3 separate regions of the Homo sapiens genome follow, and all the other regions are linked to region 3. Evidence: chromatin loops called from intact Hi-C (ENCODE). Cell type or tissue: Caco-2. All regions are shown on one strand. Region 1 has its middle 180 kb from the start of UBE2E1. Region 2 has its middle 45 kb from the start of UBE2E1. Region 3 has its middle 20 kb from the start of UBE2E2-DT.

Evidence for each region. Peaks named below come from ENCODE experiments on the same cell type or tissue, not always from the same donor. Only the 100,000 strongest peaks of a DNase experiment are listed, where the experiment ranks them.
Region 1: it touches region 3 in a loop (2.6-fold over the local background); 3 of 110 quality-filtered maps call a loop at or near these places.
Region 2: a loop joins it to region 3, with 11 times the contacts of the local background. A loop is called at or near these places in 9 of 110 quality-filtered maps.

Annotation. Positions count from the first base shown.
Region 1 is chr3:23,622,688-23,630,687 of GRCh38, forward strand. No RefSeq gene overlaps it. Among named protein-coding and RNA genes, the nearest start is that of UBE2E1, 180 kb to the right of the region's middle. In Caco-2, no CTCF peak of the experiment used is centred here; a DNase peak (open chromatin) is centred at 3,934.
Region 2 is chr3:23,756,721-23,764,720 of GRCh38, forward strand. No RefSeq gene overlaps it. Among named protein-coding and RNA genes, the nearest start is that of UBE2E1, 45 kb to the right of the region's middle. RefSeq lists enhancers at 2,991-3,160, 3,673-4,309, 4,310-4,946, 4,531-4,580, 4,681-4,800 and a silencer at 6,546-6,595. In Caco-2, no CTCF peak of the experiment used is centred here; a DNase peak (open chromatin) is centred at 4,881.
Region 3 is chr3:23,179,404-23,187,403 of GRCh38, forward strand. No RefSeq gene overlaps it. Among named protein-coding and RNA genes, the nearest start is that of UBE2E2-DT, 20 kb to the right of the region's middle. In Caco-2, a CTCF peak has its summit at 4,510; a DNase peak (open chromatin) is centred at 4,518.

The DNA.
Region 1 (8,000 bases), 440 kb after region 3:
TTTTGCTATAACCTCCCATCACAGAAGGGGCAAGGGATCTCTCTGGGGTATCCTTTATAAGGGCACTAGTCTCTTTCATGAGGGCTCTGCCTTCATGACCTAATCACCTCTCAAAGGTCTCACCTAATATTATCACCTTGGGGTTCATATTTCAACATGTGACTTTTGGGGCAAAATAAACATTCAGTACATGGTAAGTAACAAATGCTTATTATTTTAAGCTGTTAAGTTTTGGAGTTATTTGTTATGCAGCAACAGATAACTAATACACAACCATTTATGGAAAACCAGTACCACATGCTATAAATAGAAAATACCCTGAAAATAAATAAGATAAAACCTAAACAATGTCATTGAATTTTGGCTAGATACTCTTAATTACCAAGACTCTGAACCCAGACCAGCCCTCTCTTAAAAACAAAGATGGTTATGTGTTTAAAACAGTGGACAACTGCTCAGCAATGAAAAGACACAAACTACTGATATATGCAACAATGTGGGTGAATCTCAAAAATGAACTGAAGGAAACCAAACTCAAAAAGACCACATATTTTAGGATTCAATTTACATGAAAATTGAGGGCAAATTCATACAGATAGAAAGTAGATCCGTGGTTGCCTGGGGATACAGTAGAACTCTAGATTGACTATATGTGTGTACAAGAGAAATTGAGAACACTTTTTGGGATAATTGAAGTATTCTAAAACTGGATTGTAGTGATGGTCGTGCAACTGTATATATTTACTAAAACTCAGCAAATTATATATTTAAATTGGGTAAATATTATGGCATGTAAATTATACCTCAATAAAGTTGTCAAAAATTTAAAAGAGCCAGACATGGTGGCTCATGCCTATAAACCCAGCACTTTGGGAGGCCAAGGCAGGAGGATCACTTGAGCACAAGAGTTCAAGACCAGCCTGGGCTAGACAGGAGTCTCTGTCTCTACAACAAATAAAAATAAATTAGCCAGTCATGGTCCCAGCTACTAGGGAGGCTGAGGTAGAAGGGTCACTTGAGCCCAGGAGGTCAAGTGCAGTAAGCCGTGATTGCTCCACTGAACTCCAGCCTGGGCGACAGGGCAAGACCCTGTCAAAAAAAAAAAAAAAAAATAGAAAGTAAAATATTTTTTTAAATGACATTTATTTTGACTACATGAGTCTAAGCTAACACATGCCTAAAATCAACATCTCATATACCGCCAGTGACAGGTTTATTAGGCTTTGGGAATCACTGGCCCAGAGTGTCCACTCCTGCTGGCATGCTCTGTGTCTGAGCCAGACCTCAAAGCCAGAAGACAAGGAGGTTTGTGGTGATGTAAGACTTCTAGAGCCAGGCATTGACTGCCATTGTGTTTCCGACAGATAGGCCCCAGAAAATACCCTATGTCCAGCTCTGCTGAGGACTCTATTGGCAAATAGCCTTCCTTCTTGGCAGTTTCTCAAAAAGCCCTTTTGAAGTCAGAGTAGATGCTATGTTAAGTCTGTGGACTATTTTGAACAACAGACTTCTCCTCAGCAAAAAAAAAAAAATTCACTTTAGTGCTTGTGATAGATTTTATTAATGTCCCAAATTTATCACCCCTCCCTGTGCCCATGCTGTTTGCCATGTGACTTTGTAGTTCTTTTCACTAAAGAAGTGAGTCTATTTCCCTGCTCTTTGACTTTAGGCTGGGTCACATGACTTGTTTTAGCCAGTGGAATGTAAGCAAGACATGGCAAAGGCTTCAAAAGCATGAATGGAGTTGGGTTTGCCCTCATGTTCTTGGTGGACCAACAAGATGTGCTGAGGGAGTGAATGTGTGGGTGGAAACTAACAATGAGTCTCAGGTTTCAGGATTGAGCATCTAGGTGGTTAGTGATGTCACTTACTCAGATGGGCAGGACTTGGGGAGCAGTGAGATTTGTGTGTGGAGACATGACAGGGTTAAGGGAGAGTCCAGATTATGGTTGGAACAGAGAACCATCAAAATGTGAGATTTTACCCCTATTTGCAAATTAGTCCGCCATAGTTTTTTGTGTGCTGACAGAAGGCATGAAATCCTGAGTGAGAGACAAAGGTCAGTTTATTACTTCCAGGAATAACAGTAGCCAGGATAGCTGCATTTGTCCTCAGGACCATTTTGCACCTTAGAGGAAGCAAGTTCACTGACTTCTCTCTAAGTCCAGAGATGTCATCCACGGGTAGCTTCCTGCTTTTCTGTCGGTTCACTTCCACAACACAAATCAGATCACATCTCACCCCAGTTTTTGCCTCTCCCAGGTAAGTCCTCTAGCTTTCTCTTTTTTCCAGTACACACCAAGGGAAGTCCCCTCTTCTCAGAGTTCTTTCCCTATCACTTTCTGAGAAATGCCATTCTTGACCAATCTACCACAGTTCCAGCTTTTCTCCTTTGTGGCACCTGCTGCATGTTCTAATTTGTTTGTTATTTACTCAGTTGCTTATTATCTTTCCCTCACCTTAGTCTGTTTTCTGAGGCTATAACACAATACCATAAACTGAGTAATTTATAAAGAAAATAAATGTATTTATCACAGTTCTAGAGGCTGGGAAGTCCAAGAGCATGGTGCCAGCATCTGGTGAGGACCTTCTTGTTGTGTCATAACATGGTGGAGGGCATCACATGACAAGAAGACAAGAGCATGCATGCCAGCTCAGACCTCTTCTCCTCTTCTTATAAAGCCATCAGTTTTGTCCTGGGGTCTCCACCCTGGTGAACTTATCTTATCCTAATAAGTTCCCCTAGGCCCCACCTCCAATTAAAATATGGATTTGGGGATTAAGTTTCAAACACATGAAATTTAGGGGACACATGCAAACCATAGCATTCCACCCCTGGCTTCCAAAATTTATGTCCTTCTCACACACAAAATACGTTAACTCCATCCCAATAGCCCCAAAGTTTTAACTTGTTCCAGCACCAACTCAAAAGTTCAAAGTCTGGTGTCTCATGTGAAGCATATATGGGTGAGACTTAAAGCATAATTCTTCTTGAGATAAAGTCCCCTCTAGCTGTGGACATGTAAAAGTAAACAAGTTATCTACTTTCAGAATACAATGGTGAGACAGGCATAAGATAGACATTTCTATTCCAAAATGGGGAAAGAGGCAAGAAAAGGGGGTAACCGATCCCAAGGAAGCCCAAAACACAGAAGGGAAAACAACATTAAGTCTTAAAGCTGGAGAATATTCTCTCTTGATTCCATGTCCTGCATTCTGGGCACACTGGTGTGGGGGTTGAGTCCCCAAAGCCTTGGGCAACAGCGCTACTCTCACAGCATACCTGGGCTCTGCTCACACTTCAGTCCTTGAGGGTTGGAGTTGGGTGCCTGTGGCTTTCTCAGGCTGGAACTGCACACTGTTGGTTCTACGGATCTGGTCTTGGCAGCGGTCCTGCTCCCATGGCTCCATTAGGTATTACCCCAGTGGGACTCTGTGGTGACCGTGCTTCCACTACTCCACTAGGCATTGCCCTAGTGGGGACTCTCTGTAGCATCTCCGACCTCACAGTTCTGCTTGGCATTGCCTAAGTAGGGATTCTGTGGTGGTCCTGCCCTGTAACAAGTCTGCCTGGGCAGCCATGCTGTTCATGACATCCTTTGAAATCTACACAGAGGAAGCTATGCCCCACAGCTCTTGCATTCTGTGTGTCTGCAGAATTAGCACCCTGTGGATATTACCAAAGTTTCTGGCTTGTACCTTCTGGAATTATGGGTCTAGTCACACCTGGACCTGCTTGAGCCATGGCTGGGGTGGTCAAGGAACACCAGAATGCGCTCACACTTCAGTCCTTGAGGGTTGGAGTTGGGTGCCTGTGGTTTTCTCAGGCTGGAACTGCATGCTGTTGGTTCTACGGATCTGAAGCACAGATCTGAGGCAGCCCTAGGCAGGAAGCCCATGGAGGTTACCCAGGTCAGTCCCCTGAAACCATTCTCATCTCCTAGAGCTCTGGGCCTGTGATGGGAGGAGCAGCCTCAAAGGTCTCTGAAATGCCTTTGGAGTCATTCTTTTCCTATCTTGATGAATAGCCTCTGGCTCCTTTGTATTTGCACATGAAGAGTACTTCATGTGGCCAGGCTACACATTTTCCAAATTTTTTTCCTTCTGTTTCCTCTCATATCTTACAATAAGTATTAAAAGTAGCCATGCAGTAGCCTGAGTGCTTTGCTGCTTAGATGTTTCTCCTACCAGGTAACCTAGTTCATTGTTCTTAAGTTCCATCTTCTCTAAGGCCCTTGGGTATGGACATAGTTCAGCCAGCTTCTTTGCCACAATGTCATAAGGATGACCCTTACTCCAGTTCCAATATCTTATTCCTCCATTCTGCCTGAGACTTCATCAGAGTGGCCTTTACTGCCCATATTTCCACCAATGTTCTAGTCACACCACTTCACTCTAAGAAGTTGCAGACTTTCCCTAGTCTTCTTTTCTTTTGAACCCTCACCAGAATCACCCTTAATGTTCCATTTATGGCAATACAACATTTTTCCAGCATTTACTTCAAAATTGTTCCAGCTTCTTCCCAGTTCCTAAGTTGCTTCTACATTTTCAAATATTAATTATTACCAAGAGTCCCACTTCTCCATGCCAGTTTTCTGTCTTAGTCTGTTTTATGTTGCTATAACCATACATGAGACTGGGTAATATAGAAAGGAAGAAATTTATTTCTCACAGTTTCAGAGACTGGGAAGTCTGAGAGTATTTGGCGAGGGCCTTTGTGCTGCATGATTACATGGCGGAGGGGATCATGTGGCAGGAGTGCAAGCGTGTGTGCATCAGCTCACTCAGCTCTCTTCTCCTCTTCTTATGAAGTCACCAATTCCATCACAGCGTTTCCACACTGATGACCTTATCCAAACATAATTAGCTCCCAAAAGCCCCATCTCCAGTCAACATGTGGATTTGGGGATTGAGTTTCCAACACACAAAATTTAGGGGACATATCAAATCATAGCAACCCCACTGGAAGACGGTTCCCTGAAGATGGAGAACTCTGTGTGGTTCATTCAAATCTTAATCCAGCACCTGGCATGTGGAAGTTTCTAAATAAATATTTGTGGAATCCAAAATTATATTTTCCAAAGAGCAGCTTGTGTTTTAAAGGCCTATACTAGCTGGCATTTTGGTAGGATAAATTCTACCAATTACAAATTTCTTGGGAAAGATACATTTTAATAATTTCCTGTGATCTTACTATTTTTAAGGGCTTATTCAAGAAAGCATTTTATACAGGTCAGATGGCTTTTTGATGGTTTTCTTGGTTTCTTACACAAAATGATAAATGCTCTAATGAAGCTTTAAAAGCTACAAAATTAAATACAGGGGTTTTTTCCAGGAGCTGTTGCAATACACAGTTGTCTTTAAATTTCCTCAGCCCTCTGAGCAAACAGCTATATGGTAAAGGCTTTATTAGTGTCATTAGTGTTAGGAAAATCATTTGGGGTTTGAGTGTTCATAAAAACATTTCATTTTTAAACAATACTGAATATTCCCCAAATTACACACATTCTGGCAGAGCTCTTGCACACTGCAGACAAGAATGAATACACGAAATGTTGAATTATGACACAAAATACTCTTTTGGAGGCAATTTCTTTTAGTGTGTGATGTGCTCTCAGAAGTAATTCTTACATGTGTTGACCTGTTTCTTCAATGCCTCGTGTGACAGTTAAGATGCTCAAGAAAGGATGCTCCAATTAACTTCATCAGATGTGAGGATATGAGTCTGTGGAGGCTACTGTGAAAGCTTTTGTTTTTCTGATAAAAGAGTTGGATGTAATGGGTACAGCTTGTTTTTTTTGGTTGTTTGTTTGTTTTTTTGGTTTTGGTTTTTGGTTTTGGTTTTTTTTGTTTTTTGTTTTTTTGAGACAGAGTCTAGCTCTGTTGCCTAAGTTGGAGTACAGTGGTATGATCTCGGCTCACTGGAACCTCCACCTCCTAGGTTCAAGCAATTCTCCTGCCTTAGCCTCCTGAGTAGCTGGGATTACAGGTGCCTGCCACCATGCCTGGCTGATTTTTGTGTTTTTAGTAGAGACGAGTTTTCACCATGTTGGCCAGGCTTGTCTCAAACTCTTGACTTCAAGTGATCTACCCACCTCAGCCTCCCAAAGTGCCAGGATTACAGGTGTGAGCCAGCATGCCCAGCTCGGGTACAGTTTTTTTTTTCTTCGTTCCTTCTTCTGCTTTTGAAGATGGGTGTAATGGTACAAACTCTGGTGGCCTTTTTGCAACCATGGGAGAAAGCCCAGAGAAATCTCAGCGTTACCAATGGTGTCAGTTTAAGTTCTTCAGGAAGCAAATGCCTAGATAGGAGTAAATGGGCAAAGATCTGATTAGGGGATATGCCTGTATAAGGGAAAATAGGGAGGGGGCCAAATAAGACTAGGAGAGCCACCAGATTTTGATGATGTCTTACTCTATCCAACTGAAGAAGAGAGGGAGAGAAGATTGGGTGAAGGCATCTTAGACTGCTGTATAGTCTAAGGCAAGTTCAGCAAAGCCATCCAGGAGTCTTCAAGCCAAACGTGACTGTCAGAGGAGTCCCAGGTCTTCCAGGAGTGGATTGGCCTTGGTATCCCTGCCGCATAAACCACTGGTTGGGAGCCACCCATGGAATGCATGGCTTTTGCACAAACATTGCAATAGATTTTAAAGCGCAATGGCTGACGCCCTTGGTCAGTTATGCTCCCTGTAGCTGGAAGTCTGTGAGGCCACAACACCATTACTGAACCACAGCCAAAAACCAACTTCCTCTGGACTACTTGCTATCAGAGAAAAATAAGCTCCTAATTGTCTGTACCCTTGTCCCATTTTCTATAACTTGCTGCTGAACGCATTCCTACCAGAAACACCCTTCACCCTGGGTAAGCCTAGCCTCCCACCAATTCAGGCTTCTCTTTTTCTTATCCTCTCTCTTGTCTCTGTTCTTCACTTTCCCCCTCCAATTTCTCATGCAGAGCAGAGTAATTCTGTCTCTTTGATACTTGAACTCCTGCCAACACTCAGCTCTCAAGGTCCCACCTTCAACCCCAAGTTGAAGTGGCTTATCAAGTTGTTTTTCCAAAACAAACACTATTCTCTCCTTAAGAGGAATTCTGGTGCCAGGTGGTAAGATAAAAATTTCAGGGCCAGACACAGTGACTCATGCCTGTAATCCCAGCACTTTGGAAGACTGACTCAAGAGGATTGTTTGAGGCCAGGAATCCAAGACCCCATCTCTACAAAAAAATAAAATAAAAGAATTAGCCAGGCATGGTGGTGCACACCTGTGTTCCCAGCTACTTGGGAGACTGACGCAGGAGAATAACCTGAGCCCAGGAGGTCAAGGCTGCAGTAACCTGTCTTGGCCCACTGTACTCCAGCCTAAGTGATAGAGTAAGACCCTGTACTAAAAATAAGAGCCAATGATAGGGAAAGAAAGAAAGAAGAAAGAACGGAAGAGAAAGAAAGAGGAAGAAAGAAAGAAAGAAAGAAAGAAAGAAAGAAAGAAAGAAAGAAAGAAAGAAAGAAAGAAAGAAAGAAAGAAAAGAAAAGAAAAGAAAGGAAGGAAGAAAGAAAAGGAAGGAAGGGAAAGAAAGAAAGAAAGAGAGAGAGAGAGAGGGAGGGAAAGAAAGAGAGAGAGAGAAAAGAAAGAGAGAAAGAAGAAAGAAAGAAAAAAAGAAGAAAGAGAAAGAAAGACAGAAAGAAAGGAAGGAAGGAAGGAAGAAAGGGAAGGAAGGGAAAGAAAGAAAGAAAGAAAAGAAAGAAGAAGAAAGAGAAAGAAAGAAAAAGAAGTGGAAGGAAGGAAAGAAGGAGGGAGGAAGGGAAGGGAGGGAGGGAGGGAGGAAGGGAAGGAGGGAAGGAGAGGAAGGGAGGGGTAGGGAGGAGAGGGGAGGAGAGGAGAAAGGAAGCTGGGCGTGGTGGCTCATGCCTGTAATCCCAGCACTTTGGAAGGCGGAGGAGGGCGGATCACCTGAGGTCGGCAGTTCGAGACCAGCCTGGCCAACATCGTGAAACCCCGT
Region 2 (8,000 bases), 580 kb after region 3:
ACTGATACATTACTACAAATCCTTGGGCCCCTTTCAAGTTTTGCCAGCAATCCCCACAATGTCATTTTTATAGCAAGTGGATTCAGTTCAAAATCCCGTGTTGCACCCAGCTGCCATGGCTTTTTGGGCTCCTTCAGTCTGGAACAGCTCCTTATTCTTTCTTTAATTTTTATGTCCTTGACTTTTTTTTTTTTTTTTTTTGAGACAGAGTCTCACTCTGTCGCCCAGGCTGGAGTGCAGTGGCACGATCTCAGCTCACTGCAATCTCCCACTTCCAGGAGTTCAAGCGATTCTGCCACCTCAGCTTCCCAAGTAGCTGGACTTACAGGCGTGTGCCACCACACCCAGCTAATTTTTGTAATTTTTTTTTTCTGAGACAGAGTTTCACTCTGTCGCCCAGGCTGGAGTGCAGTGGCACGATCTTGGCTCACTGCAACCTCCACCCTCTTGGTTCAAGCAATTCTCCTTCCTTAGCCTCCTGAGTAGCTGGGACTACAGGCACCTGCCACTGCACCCAGCTAACTTTTTGTATTTTTAGTAGAGATGGGGTTTCACCATCTTGGCCAGGCTGGTCTTGAACTCCTGACCTCGTGATCCACCTGCCTCAGCCGGCCACCCAAAGTGCTGGGATTACAGTAATTTTTTTTTTAGACAGAATCTTGCTCTGTCACCCAGGCTGGAGTGCAATGGTGTGATCTTGGCTCACTGCAACCTCCGCCTCCGGGTTCAAGCCATTCTCCTGCCTCAGACTCCCAAGTAGCTGGGATTACAGGCACCCGCCACCAGGCCTGGCTAATTTTTTTGTATTTTTAGTAGAGATGGGGTTTCGCCCTGTTGGCCAGGCTGGCCTCAAACTCCTGGCCTCAAGTTAACTACCCTCCTCGGCCTCCCAAAGTGCTGGGATTACAGGCGTGAGCCACTGCACCCAGCGTGTCTTCTGACATTTTTAAAGACTATAGGCCAAACATGTAGAATGCCCTCAATTTTGGTTTTCTCTTGTTTAGATTTAGACAGGAATATTGCAGAAGTGAAGCTGGATTCTTCTTATTGTGTGGGGTACAGTTTCCATTCATCCTATTCTGGGGGATGCTCACTTAGACCCCTTGATAAAGTGGTGTCTGTCAGACTCATTGCTACAAAGTGACTCTTTTCCCTTTCATAAGTATTTTGTGGAAATCCTTGAAACTATGTAAATATTTCATTCCCCATCAAACATTTAATTGAATTTTTATTTATATCAGAATGAGCTAGTGGTTTCTTTTTTTTTCTTTTCTTTTCTCTTTTTTTTTTCTTGAGACAGAGTCTTGCTCTGTTGCCCAGGCTGGAGTGCAGTGGCACCATCTCAGCTCACTGTAACTTCTGCCTCCTGGGTTCAAGCAATTCTCCTGCCTCAGCCTCCAGAGTAGCTGGGACTACAGGTGCGCAGCACCACACCCGGCTAATTTTTGTATTTTTAGTGGAGATGGGGTTTCACCATGTTGGCCAGGCTGGTCTCAAACTCCTGATCTCACGTGATCCTCCCGCCTCGGCCTCCCAAAGTCTGGGATTACAGGCTTGAGCCACTGCGCCCGGCCTATGGTTTCTTATTTTATTCATTGTGTTATATATAATCTGTTACTATCGTTACTTGTTTGCTCTGTCTGATATCTCAGCCATCCCACTGATGGAAAAGACTTTTAACCACATTTCTGTCCACAGAAATCTGTGTTTATTAAAAAAAAAATGTGCTGCATTCCTGTACAAGGGATGGTTGTTATCTGAGTATTTGTTACCCAAGTGCCTACAGTTATGACTTGCTTATGAAGCAAAAATTATTATAATATGAAACTATTTGCTAAGGGAATATGACACAGCCTATACACAAATAAAGTCTCTTCCTATTCCACAGCCGTTCTCACCCATCTCATTGACACCTCTGTGGTTTGTAGCACCTCCAAAATTATCATTCAAATTCAATGCAGATTGGTTCACAAAACGAACTTGCAAATCTTGCAAAGTCTCAGGGTTTCATGGAGTTCATGAAAGTAACATAGCAGGACTGCTCAAAGCCTTGAGACCAGATAACAGCTACCCAGGAGAAAATAGACCAGGGGGAGAAGACAATGTAAATGACAAGGGTTCAGAAAACTCCTTTAAAAATTGATAAGGCTGTCAAATACCTTTGTGGGGAAAAAAAATGACCTTCTTTATGAATGTGAAATAAAAGTCAAAAATGAAGTGAAGGATACCATTCAATTTTGTCAGAAAAAAAAGTTTAGATTCTTTGTTCTAATAATTAGCACATAGCCTAAACCATGATCTAAACTTTGTTAGAAGGTGAAGTTATTTTCAAAATTTTTTGTGTCCTCTTTTTTTAAATTAATTAATTTATTTATTTATTTTGAGACAGAGTCTCATTCTGTCACCCAGGCTGGAGTGCAGTGGCGCCATCTCGGCTCACAGCAACCTCTGCCTCCAGGGTTCAAGCGATTCTCCTGCCTCAGACTTCCTAGTAGCTGGGATTACAGGTGCCCGTCACCACGCCCGGCTAATTTTTTTGTATTTTTGGTTGAGACGGGGTTTCACCATGTTGGCTAGGCTGATCTTGAACTCCTGACCTCAGGTGATCCACCCACCTCGGCCTCCCAAAGTGCTGGGATTACAGTTGTGAGCCACCGCACCTGGCCAAGGTGTCCTTTTTTTCAAAATAAAATGCTAATCTATTTTTTTCCCCTCTATTTACTGTAAAGTTTCAGTCCCTTCAGTAAGTAGGTTTAATTTAAATGACTTTATCTTGGTGTCAGTATTCTGCAGGTCAGGACCCCTCCCTTGCATACAGTAGGAAACTTAAAGCTGCTGTGGCAAGAGGGTGGGCCTGTCCCCTTAGATGCTCCTTGCTCGTGTTAGCCATCTCCCAATCCTATGAGCCCCTCTCTCTCTCCTTCGCTTCCTCTGGCCCCATGCTTGCTTTTTACTTTCTGATCTCACTTTCCTCACTTATCAGAAGAGGAAAATATCCCAGTCCAACCAACTTCACAACAAGTCATTCTTATAGTCAAATGAGTTCATGGATAATAATAGTAGTCATGGCTGGGTGTGGTGGCTCACGCCTATAATCCCAGCACTTTGGGAGGCCGAGGTGGGCAGATCACCTGAGGTCAGGAGTTCAAGACCAGCCTGGCCAACATAGCAAAACCCTGTCCTTATTAAAAATACAAAAATTAGCTGGGCATGGTGGTGGGCGCCTGTAATCCCAGATACTAGGGAGGCTGAGGCAGGAGAATCGCTTGAACCCAGGAGGTGGAGGTTTTGGAGAGCTGAGATTGCGCCACTGCACTCCAGCCTGGGCAACAAGAGCAAAACTTTGTCTCAAAAAAAAAAAAAAAAAAAAAAAAGTAGTCACTAACATGTATTGAACCATCATTCTATGTCTGACCATGTGTTGAGAGCTTAACATAGACCACTGCAATTAACTCTCCCCAGACTTGTAAAGGTAAAGGCTGTTATTATCTTGCATTTTACAGAGAAGCAAACAGAGGCTCCAGGATGTTAAGTAATGTACTGAAGTTTTCTTAGTCTTTGGAGGAGTCAAGATTTACTTCAAGCATTTAACTACTAAACTATCCACGCTATAAAAGCGCTATGAGGACAGAATGGTATTCTATAAATATAGGCATCAGCATTATTATATTTCCCTGTGTATGCTCTGAACTCCCAAAGACACTGAATGATAAAGCAGAAATTATTAACAGGTCTTTTTTATGTGTATGACTGGTTGTTTGGACCCCAAAATATTCCACTAGTGGCACCCAGTGGCACCCATAGGCATTGATTAACCCCACTCAGAGTCTCTAGGCCTTGGAAGACCAATTTGACTGTGAGTGGTAAGATAGAAGCAGACTAACTCACCCCAAAGAACATTTTACATGGTCCCCAAGCCCTCCCCCAGCAGCTCTGGCAGAGATGAACCTAGTCACTCTGCCCTCACTATTGCAGGCCAAAGTGGCGGGGGCCAGGCACAATGACCTAAAAGGAAATTTGGTTCTGATAGACTAACAGAGGAGATAGGATATGTGTGGGGTTCTGTGCTTGGCGCTAGAATTTGTGGTTGGCAAATGCAAAGAGGCTGTTAAGTGCCCGCATATAAGATGATGAAGAATACTTCTTCCCTGTAAGTCTATTCTCAGCACTGGCAGGGGCCCCCTGCAGCAGGAAACGTTGGGTTTACAGGGCAGGGTCCCTTCCTCTGCTGCAGATGCCCCTGTTTAATGGCCCTCCCTCTGCTCAGGCTGAGAGGGCCTGACCCTCACGGGACAGAAGTCAGCCACTGCTGAGCTTTGCATTTTCAGGTCTTTCAAATGCATTGTGTTTGTCCCCAGCCAGCTTCTGCAGGGGCCCAGGTTGGTGAGTGGGTGCTAATTTGCCTAACAGGCAAAAGGGGGTTTGTGTATCACCAATGTCTTTTGGGAGGGAAATTACAACCTGCTGAAGGGGGAGCTGGAGGTGATCAAATGTGACTAAATGCGGTAAAACCAGCAACTTCACAACTTCTTGTTGTGAATGCGGTAAAACCACCAACTAAATGCGGTAAAACCGACTAAATGCGGTAAAACCACCAACTTCACCAACTTCTTCTGAGGAGACCAGCTGGGGGAAGGGGGCTGGAGGTAGAATTATACTTGTTGGCACAAACAGTGGGAAACTGGGAGAAAAGAAAGACCCCCAAACCACAGGCCTCCTTCTAATCTGGACCTTGAGTAGGAAGGAAGGATTTTGGGAAGGGTCCCCTTATCCTACAAATGAGGAAGCTGATATCTAAAAAAGCCTCAGGACTACAGCAAGTATGCCCTCATAGTAAACACAGAGCTGCAATCAATCCCAGGCCTCCTGGGCCCCAGGTCTGGACTTTTCCATCCCAGTGCTCCCTCTATGGGTTAACATCACACACCCAAGTTTGAGCAAACATTTAGTTGTAAAATGGCTGATGTGCACGTTCTAATGAATAAGCCACAGTTTAAGCACGTCAGGCAAGAAAACTTGGGGTAAGGCATCTATTTTAGAATGGTTGGGGGTGGATGTGGAGGACATATGTTGGTTTTCCTGCCCACCAGTGCCACCACTTACAGTGTTCAGGTGTCTGTCACACAGCACAATGTTGTCCTGCCAAGGAGTCAATTGAGTCAATATCCACCTTTAGTTCTGCTCACTCAACTATCTGTCCTAGGTGTGGGTTTTCTTCTGCCCAGAGGAAGGCAGGTCAAAGGTGCCATCTGCTCCCCAAGAAGTGGGGGCATAGGTCTGCATCAGCCTGGAGGGGGTGCCTGTTTCCAACTCACAAGGGTCCCACATAGGCTAGCTATGGCATCTTGCATCCATCCCTTCTTCTTTTGAAGCTGAAACACAATTTTCTTTCGTGGAGTCAGGCCCTACCCAATCTCAGTCCTGTGGTTTGATGGAGCAGACCCCACTCTCATCTTCAGGAATGGACCACTGACCCAAGCCTGTAGCCATTTTAAGGATGGGCACCTGACTTAGTGAGAATAACTACAGAATTATTGCTGGAACTGTTGATACCAAGCCAATCCTTTTCTTGGAGTTGCTAATCTCGGGAGAGGTGGAGGGAGCAGAAAAGAAGATAGCATTGCAAGAAGCCTCGGAATCAGTTGAGTCTGACCAGATTCGTCTTCTTATGGTTAGTTATACGAACCAATTCTCTGTTTTACTCAGGCTGGGTTAGGTTGACTCTCCCTGGCAACCAAGAGAATTCTCACCAATACAATGAGAAAGCGGAAGTTTCACCTTAAATGAAAGCTCCTCTAGCATCCTCTAGCAGATTTGTCAAGAGATCGTTCCAAATCTGAACCCATCCTAAAAAGGCATCCCTGTCCCCCCGGGCTTGTTGGAAAGACAGGATTGTGAAGGGCCTGTCCCACAGGCATGTAAATTACGTTGAGGTTTATTTGCCTACACTTGCAATATCTATTCTTTCACTTCTGGTGGTTCTAGAAGATGCTGGAGCACTTATCCCTCAGGTCACTAACAACACTGTCAAGAAAAGACCCACATTTTAAATTCCATTTAGTCCATTTCTGCAGAGCTGGGTAACCAAATGAGACAGCCATGGAAAATATATGACTTCCATTATTATGACGTGGAAAACAGAGCTGTCTAATTGCTTTTGTCCACTGGTGTATAAAGATTGAGACCAGATGTGTTTAAAAAAAAAAAAAGGAAAAGAAAGAAAGAAAAAAAAGGGCTTGAGTTGGCCGTTGCTTTGAACAAAGCAGTCTGATTTCCTCTCTTTCTCTCTCTCTCTCTCTCTGGGAAAGACGACATGAAAGTGTTTTAACTGCTTGTAATTTTTCATAGCCTCGTTGATTTTGCTTTTCACAGAAGATGAAATTGTGAAATTGGCCTTGAAAACTTTATTTTCGCTTTCCTCAATTCAAAGGGACAATTGTGGAAGGAAAGAACTGAGCTGCTTGCCAGACCCAGCGCACTCCTTTTTCTCTGGACAGCTGCTGCTTTGCAGAGGGTCGTGGGAGGAGGTGAGTCCTAACGCAGATCAGACCCTCCTTCCCTCAGCCAGCCGCTGGGGAGTAGAGTCTTCGCATGTAAATCCACAGGAATGGATGAGATGATGATCGGCTTTAAATAGAACCACCCAGGGCCCAGCTTCTGTGTTTCATTTTCCAGAAGAGCCCCTAAATCTGCTTCAACATTTTTTTAACCTCTCCAGTTATTTTTAGCACACGCAGCCAACAGAGCTCAGCAGGCCCGTGGAGGCGCTAACATGTCCCCCAGTTCATCTCCTTCTGCAAAGGTGCATTTGAAGCATGAAAAATAAAAAATAAAAAATACGTGCGGACCCAAAGAGGTGATGATTTAGAAGCCAGGTTACATGGCCCTGCTGCTCTGTATCAAGCGAGTGCTGCCCACTGGAAATACAATTCTTTTAAAGATTATATCATTATTTTCAAAATTAATTTTTGAGGCCGGGCGCGGTGGCTCACGCCTGTAATCCCAGCACTTTGGGGGACCGAGGCGGGCGGATCACGAGGTCAGGAGATGGAGACCATCCTGGCTAACACGGTGAAACCCCGTCTCTACTAAAAACACAAAAATTAGCCGGGCATGGTGGCAGGCGCCTGTAGTCCCAGCTACTGGGGAGGCTGAGGCAGGAGATTGGCATGAACCCGGGAGGCGGAGCTTGCAGTGAGCCGAGATCGCGCACTGCACTCCAGCCTGGGCGACAGAGCGAGACTCCATCAAAATAATAATAATAATAATAATAATTATTATTATTATTATTATTATTATTGTCTGAAGACTAATAAGAGTATGCATGGTAGATTGGGAAAAGAGGAGGCTCCCACAGCAGCAATTTCCTGAGGGTCGCAGTAACCATGGATCACGGTGTTGAGCCAAACCTGGGAAATGGGAAGGAACGGAAGCAGGATTCCTCCAGAAAACCTCATAGGGCTTCTGCAGCCCCGCTCCCAGTGGCCAGCAGAGTCACTTTCTCATTTACTGGAGAAGTTGGTAATTTACTGCTCCCTATGCAGGGGTTTCCCTCCCATTCCAGGGTCTGAAGCTATGTAGTTGCATCTCAGAATATTTACAGGGATCTCATAGTTCCACAGGGGTCTTTGCTATTCTCTGCTAGAGCCCCCCATAGTTCATCTCTAATTGGGGCAAAATAAATACTTTTAATTAATTTCCCTCACATTTTTATAGGCAACAAATCCTCAGTGATACCATAGAGAAGAAAAGATTGTGCAAAAGAATGTAAGATGCTAAATGCTTCTGCTGGAATGGGTAAGTTTCCCCAGCACTTACTCCACACATCCATTTCCCTGTACTTATGTGTATTATCATTCCAAATCAGGGCTCCACAAAATCCAGGCCTCCCTTTTCTCCCAGTGCCCTTGGCTTTCAATTAATTCTGACATGATTTCCATAGGGAGTGATTAATGTGTAGCATGAATGGGAACAGCCATTACAGAGCAATTGCAGTGGAG
Region 3 (8,000 bases):
GTCAGGTTGGTCTCGAACTCCCAATCTCTGGTGATCCACCTACCTCGGCCTCCCAAAGTGCTGGAATTACAGGTGTGAGCCACCACACCCGACTGAGTCAGCTCTTCTTGCCATGAAGTATCCATGAAGGCAACACACATGGGTGGGATTCAGGGGCCAAGCCAACAAGACATAAATCACTATGATTATCTGCCTTTTGAAACATAAGAAAGACATTGATTGGAGTCTAGGGATAAATTCATTCAAATCCTGCCTCTCCCACTTACTATGTGAATAGTGGCAAGTTACCTAATCTCTCTGTACCTTGGATTCATTATCTCTAAAATGGGGATAGCATTATCTCTTTGAGTTAATCTGAGAACTAAATAGGTTTAATATATATAAAATGCTTAAAACAGTGTTTTGCTCTTAGATTGCTAACCACTATTATATTTAGAGCCAGGGATGTCACCTGTGTGGTAACTTAAAATCAATAACAGGAGGGCTAGGTACATACAGACCACAAATTGTGGCTTTCAAAAAGACCCAGTGTCCTTATTTTAAGGACTCTGAGATCAAGACTAGAGTAGAAAATAGTTCTCCATTTCACATTACAGGAGTGGTTACATGAATTTTGTCAGGTGGAGTGGAGAGGGTCAGAGTATCCAGAAATTTTAGTAAAAAAAACGGTTCAAACCACTACCACTCTTCTAATTAATTCCATAGTTTATGGGAGTTCAAAGCCCCCCTTACCCCTCAATAATACTTTTGGCTACTTTATGTGACTACTTCAGATTCCAGCCTCTTGCTTTTGAGAGAGACCCCATATACCAAGTCATATTCACCTAGGCGAGAAGTGCAGCCTTTTCTTCAATTTACACTCACTTCTACAGAGATTCATGAACTTAATGGGCTTTGCCAGCAATTTGGGGGAAAGATGAAAAAGAGGTTTGACTTAAATCCGTGAAAACCACCTCTTGTGTTCATGTAGATGCAGCCATCCTTGAACTATCATTCGACTCAGAGCTGTCCGATAGAACTCTATGATGATGGAGATGTTCTGCACTGCTTAGTACAGTTGCCACTAGCCACATGTGGCTTTTGAGCACTTTAAATGTGGCCAATGTGACTGAGAAATTAAATGTTAACTTTATTTAATTTTAACATATTTAAATCTAAATAGCCATTCATGGCTCGTGGCTACCTTATTTATAGCACAGCTCTAGTCCCTTCCCTGTAGCCTCATGGGCTTTTTACCCCATAGAGACCCAGTTCTCTCCATCTTTCTCACTCTAATCATCTTTTCAGATGTTCCCTTTTTTTATGCCAGGCAGTTTATCCTTCTACAAGCATGCCTTTAGCACCTGATGACAGCCACGTCTTTGGATCTCTACTTACCATGTGATTCTTAGGCATTACTTAAATTATTTGTGCCTCAGACTCATTGCCTCTTAACTGGGTATAATAGTAACTCTCAATAAGTTAATCTGAGAATTAAATAAGTTAATACATGTAAAGTAGAATACATAACCCAATGGGCTTAGCACAGGCCATGCCAAAGAAAGACATTTTTGTACCTAGAGGGAATTTTAATGAAAGATGTTAACAAATAAAATTTTCACCTTGTTGATAATACTTTTAGGCTGCACTGTCCAATGCAGTAGCCACTGGCCACATGCGGATATTTAAATTTAAATTTTAATTAAAGTTTGTTCCTCAGTGGCACTAGTCTCATTTCAAGTGCTCAATAGCCGCATGTGTCTAGTGACAATTATATTGCACATGGTAGTCATAGGAAAGTTCTACTGGGCCGTGGCAGAATATTACTACTATCTTCTTGAACTCAAGTACAAAGAATTGCCACAGTAGGCCAAAAAACAATTAGATTAGGGAATACCAATCAACAGCAGGTTTGGCCCCTTATCAATCTCACTTTCTCATTCTGCATTCTATATCCTTACCTTCCACTTTTCCCTTTTACTACTTCCTCCCCCATCTTCACAATACTAATGAAATGTATTAATAAATACCAATAAAATATTACAGACTTAATTTTAAATGATATAAAGAATATTTTCCTTGGAAGTTATTTTCTTCTAAGGCTTCATAGCAGAGGAGATTATGTCTTTCTTTTTATTAATACTACATCATATCTGGCAAAACAGGCATAATCCTATTCACTTTCTGCAGCCATAGAACAGCTAGGAACAAAAGATAACTTAATGAAGGTTTTTAATTGACTCCTATTTGCTCATAGGTTGATAGAGCTTGATGTGAGTTAGTGAAGGGAAGATAGTTCAGATCCACTGTGTGTGTGTTCACATCTATGTGTATTTTTTTTATCATTAACTGTGGTCAACAGGAACTCGTCTGGGTAGTTAACGAAAGTTCTCTGATTGAGATGCTATTCTTTTGGGCATTTGCTCCAAAGAAAAATGTTATCATTAGTATATGATGGAAACTTTCTTCCAATGCCTAGAAGCTTATCCTGAGAGCACACAGCATTACTGTGGATATTTATCTGAGTATTGGCTGCCAGAATGCTCTTTTTTTTTTCTTTTTTGAGACTGAGTCTTGCTCTTTTGCCCAGGCTGGAGTACAATGGCACAATCTCAGCTCTCTGCAACCTCCGTCTCCCGGGTTCAAGTGATTCCCCTGCCTCAGCCTCCCGAGTAGCTGGGACTACAGGCACCTGCCACTATGCCTGGCTAATTTTTAGTAAAGACGAGGTTTCACTATTTGGTAAGGTCAGTCTTGGACTTCTGACCTCAAGTGATCTGCCCACCTCAGCCTCCCAAAGTGCTGGGATTACAGGTGTGAGCCACCGCACCTGGCCCAGAATACTCTTGTTTCAATCTTAGTGAGAGCACAAATAAAGAGAAGTGTGCTTGGTAGAGAAAAGGTTAAAATGGTCCTTCATTCTGAAGAGTGTTTAGTTAGTGCTTATTTTCTATAGGGGAAAATAAAAACAAGTAAGTACAATATTTTAAAATACTGTTAAAATAAAGATAATAAAGATTTACCCAGCCGGGCATGGTGGCTTACGCCTGTAATCCCAGCACTTTGGGAGGCTGAAGCAGGCGGATTGCCTGAGGTGGGGAGTTCAAGATCAACCTGACCAACATGTAGAAACCCCATCTCTACTAAAAATACAAAATTAGCCAGAGGTGGTGGTACATGCCTGTAATCCCAGCTACTTGGGAGGCTGAGGCAGGAGAATCGCTTGAACCTGGGAGGCAGAGGTTGTGGTGAGCTGAGATGGCACCATTGCACTGCAGCCTGGGCAACAAGAGCGAAACTCTGTCACACACACACACACACACACACACACACACACACACAAAATTTACCCAACACTTTTTCAAAATACATAATTTTCACTTCAAGTAGGTTTCTGAAATGCAGCAGTTTAAGAATCCATGCATAAATAAAATAAAAATAACTCACTATCTTTGAAAATATAATTTAGCCATGTATTTTGGGTGATTTATGTGCAAATGGAAAGGGGGAGTGGTCTAGATTCAAACTCAGGTGGTTTGAGTCAGACTCTGTCAATCCTTATAAGCTGTGTGACCTTGGGCAAGCCACTTCACTTCTTTGAGCCTTTGTTTCCTAGAACTCAGAGTTTAGGTTTCTGGGTTCTCTCTTCAGGTTGGAGAATATTATAGATCTGTTTCCCCAGAAAAGAGACTCTAAGAAATTTCCTAACACGAGTTTTATGGAAGAGTGCCTCTGAGAACAACATATGTGGGGGTGTTAAAAAAAAAAAAGGCAAAATTGGGCAGAGAGAAAAAATGGGTTGCAATGAATTGCAACAGAGTTCTCAGCTGATACTACAGGGAGCTCTTGAGTTAGGATAGCTCTTCAAAGCCATTCTAAATAAAAACACAGAGGCCTGGACCTGAACTCCCACATTGGCCAGCCATGCCATAAGGGCTGTCCTTTGGCTAATGGCAATTGATACAAAAGAGTGTGAGTTGCCAGGGCTCCCAGCAGCTGGGAGAATGAGTGCCTAGATTCTGAATGAGTGATCTGAGCAGCATATGCTATAAAGAGGAAAGCCATCTCGTTTCCTGCTCTGGAAGCGATATTCATTTTATTCAGATGTGTGGTCTAACTTCCACAACCCAGCAAGACAATTGTGAGGGTCCACAGTGAACCACCTGTTTTAGGAGGGGTTCCTAGACATAGACCCTGAGATGAGGATTCATACTAAAGCAATTTATTAGGAAATGTCCCAAAACAAACCAACAGGGGAAGTGAGATCAGGAAAGGAAGAAGGCCAAGCAAGCAAAAAGCAAAGTCCTACAGAAGGTAACATAGGCTCAGTTCTACAGGAGACCTTTGGAGAGGGCATGTGTACTTCCTCAGAGTTGTCCCCACCAGGGAGCAAGGTATTCTGCCCATTTATTACCCCCTACCCTACTCTGCACTCATCAGTCATTGGTTAGGGACTGCCTCTGAGAAAACTTAACTTTCCAGGCACTTTCAACTCCCCAAGTGTAGACAAATTAGATTCCAACCGCTTGGGGGCAACCCTTCAACAAAGACACAGATGCTACCTTTCCTGGGAGTGAAACCATACAGGGAACCCATGTGCCTTAAAGTGGTAAAGGGACTGGGAAGGCTATGGATGGAGAATTCAAAACACGGAGTAGAGGTTCATCAGTTTTTAATAAACCCACGTGTCTTATTGCCCAGGTGGGCACTGAGCCCAATTATTCCAGTTCTCTGTCCTGTCTATGCTCAACTTGAGAAGAAAGAAATCGAATGTACTAATCCTTCTTTTTTTTCTTTAGCATGATAACACATTCTCCTGTAAGTAAATGCATACCAAAAAACACACACACATTTATACTTCTCTCGAGGACAAGGAATAATTTTTCGGTCAGGGCAATCCTAATCTAGATTAACAAAATACAACATCATCATAACTAGAACTAATCGTGGATTCACCCAACATTTTTCAAAATACATAAACTTCAAGTAAGTTTTTGAAACACAGCACTTTTTAAATCAATGCATGAAGTTGTTATTAGAGAATATATCTTAAATCACATGTGCCTATTTGCAGAATGCTAGGGAAGTTTCCTTTTAGTGCATCCTGGAAGAGTGTATTAGTGATCTCCTCAATGCAATAACTTTCTGAATTGCTTTTGAAAGTGATTTGAAAGAGCTTTTAACAATGTTCTTCAATACAAGTATTTGTGAGGTCATACCCCCACTAAAAATTACAATATCTGTGTTAAATTTCCTTACCTCCTTTAAAAATTAGTGATTTCATTAGATGACATCTATCAGCATTGAAGACTCATATTAAGGAGGTTCATTTCAACTAATATCTCATTCCCAAATAGTACTTCACTGTTCAAAATTAAAAACTCAAGAGAGAACCCCGTAATAAGACAAAGACTGTAAGGACTTAGTTATTTGGCAACTCCCTCTTTTATGGAGAACAATTTTGGGGAACAACACCTGCTTTACAATGACAAACAAAATGAAAGGAAGCCAACATTAACCACACTTAAGTGACGGTGTTTATTTGCAGGTGGGAAAGGAAGGCTATGAGGTGGGTGCGCAAGCTTTATTAGATTGCTGTAAATAGACTTTCTTTTGCCACCTTAGGGTCTCCTATCAAATCTAATACCAAATGCATCTCTATACAAAGGCTAAGAAAAGGGCTTTATTCTCTTTCACTAAATGACGATTTTGAAGGAATGACTTAGGTATGTTACTAAGCAGTGACTTTGATATCATACCTAAATTTTTACAATCTACATTGTAAGGTATATAGGATTATCTGTAATTTGGGGAGAATCAGATTTTTTGTTCAATTGCCTTAATTTCTATTGTAATATTGGCTTTGTCTCTAAATATCTTATGATTAGGTTTATAAATGACTATGAAGCTCACAAAAACGTCTAGTAACTAAAAAATTGCAGTGGGCTCCAACAATTTGGTCCCTTTATAATTCAAATTTTTTATCTGCTAAAAGAAGAGACACAATATCTTATCACCTATGTTTTATCTGATTTTGATTAGGAATTTGAGCTACGTTTCCTATTCTGTTGAAGACACACCGAAACCAGACAAAGGATCTTAAGGTAAAGAACAGGAAACAGGTATCGATTTCCTTTATCCACCCCAATCCCTTTGTATCTCTTTGTATTATACTATGATGGATTAGGTGGACAGGCCAGCAAATGTTTCACATTTGCTACTGATTTGATGGGCTTTGGAAAAGAGAATTTGAGGCATACACTAGTAAAGAGAAGAATCCTTAAAACCAGGTCTGGGTCTGGGTGATAAGTTGCAAGCCACTACATCAGAAGACCCCAAACCTCCTACCTAATACCTTATTTAGGTCTCTTAGCTCTCTCTTACTAAACACACACACACACACACACACACACACACACACACACACACACCACACAAATATCTTACTGAAATAAATACTGATGTTTTTCTTAATCTAAGATTTCTTTTGGTCACTTCTGTATTTCTTTTCTTGGTGTGAATATGGTCATCAAAATTATGCTTTCTCTTTCTCACCTGTGATCTAGGACAGTATTTCTCTGGATGTAGTCCATGGAGACAGAGTGTACAAACCATGGAGGATAAAATGCAGATCCTAAACCCACTGAATCAGAGTCTAAGGAAGGGAGTCCACGAGTCTGCATTTCAACACAAGAGTCTTGTGCAAATTTAAGTTTCAAAATCACTGCTATAGGTCGTTATATAAAATTTACATGCTAAATTAAATAAACTAAGGTACAGCCCTTCTAAGAGCTATTTGACACCCATAAATAAAAAAATAAAAAAATAAAATAAAAAAAAAAGAGGCTGGGGGTAGTGGCTCACACCTGTAATCCCAGCACTATGGGAGGCCAAGGTGGGAAGATCACCTGAGGTCAGGAGTTCAAGACCAGCCTGGCCAATGTGGTGAAACCCCGTCTCTACTAAAAATACAAAAATTAGCCAGGTGTGGTGGCGGGCACCTGTAATCCCAGCTACTCAGGAGGCTGAGTCCGGAGAATTGCTTGAACCGGGGAGGCAGAGGTTGCAATGAGCCGAAATCATGCCAATGCACTCCAGCCTGTACCACAGAACGAGACTCCATCCCTGACCCCCCACCCCCCAAAAAAGAAAAAAACAAGATTAAGCCATGGAGGTACATCAGCTTCCCTGGCTTCAGGACCAGCCCAGCCTGTCCTTTCTACTCCTTTAAGGGCTTTCCCGTTCTTCTCTTTCTCAGCAGTAAATTGGTTACAGCATAATTAAGCAATCTCTGTCTGAATGTTGCTGGCCCCTCATCCTATCCCACTGCATATTTTTATTTTCTCCTGACATTCTTTCTCACTCCTTTTAGAAGAGTTAAGTCCAACAAATTGAAAAACTAAAGACAAAGTAATTACAGTGGAAATGTAACAATAGAATGGACTGCTCTCAGCCAGATGCCATCGGGGCAACTGTATACCAGGCAGCCTGTCTTCACCATCCTCCATTCCCACCTCCCTCTGTCTCACCCATTCTTCAGCACCTGTTCCCCTCCTTCCAGCCATCTAGTCACCCAAAGGATGTCCCCAGAATGTGAGGTCACCCAAAGTTCCTTCTGGAGCAATGCATCTCAGGAACCACACCTTTTGTTTTTTTCTTTCTTCCCATACAAACATTTCTGTTCTGCCTTTTGGGTGAACAAAACAAATGACAAATAACAACAAACAAAAGCAAACAAAAAAATCACCAGGAAAATCTTCTTTTTTGTATCTCTCATGCATATAGTTTTTCTTGTTTTGTTTTGTCTTGTTTGTTTGTAGAAACTGAGTCGCACTATGTTGCCCAGGCTGGTCTCGAACTCCTGGCCTCAAGTGATCCTTTCACCTTGGTCTCCCAAAGTATTGGGATTACAGGCATGAGCCACTGCACCCAGAACTTTTTCTTTTTAAATCGTTTTCAAAGAATAATTTATATACAGTAACATTTAACTATATTAAGTGTACAGTGCAAAGGCTTTTGAC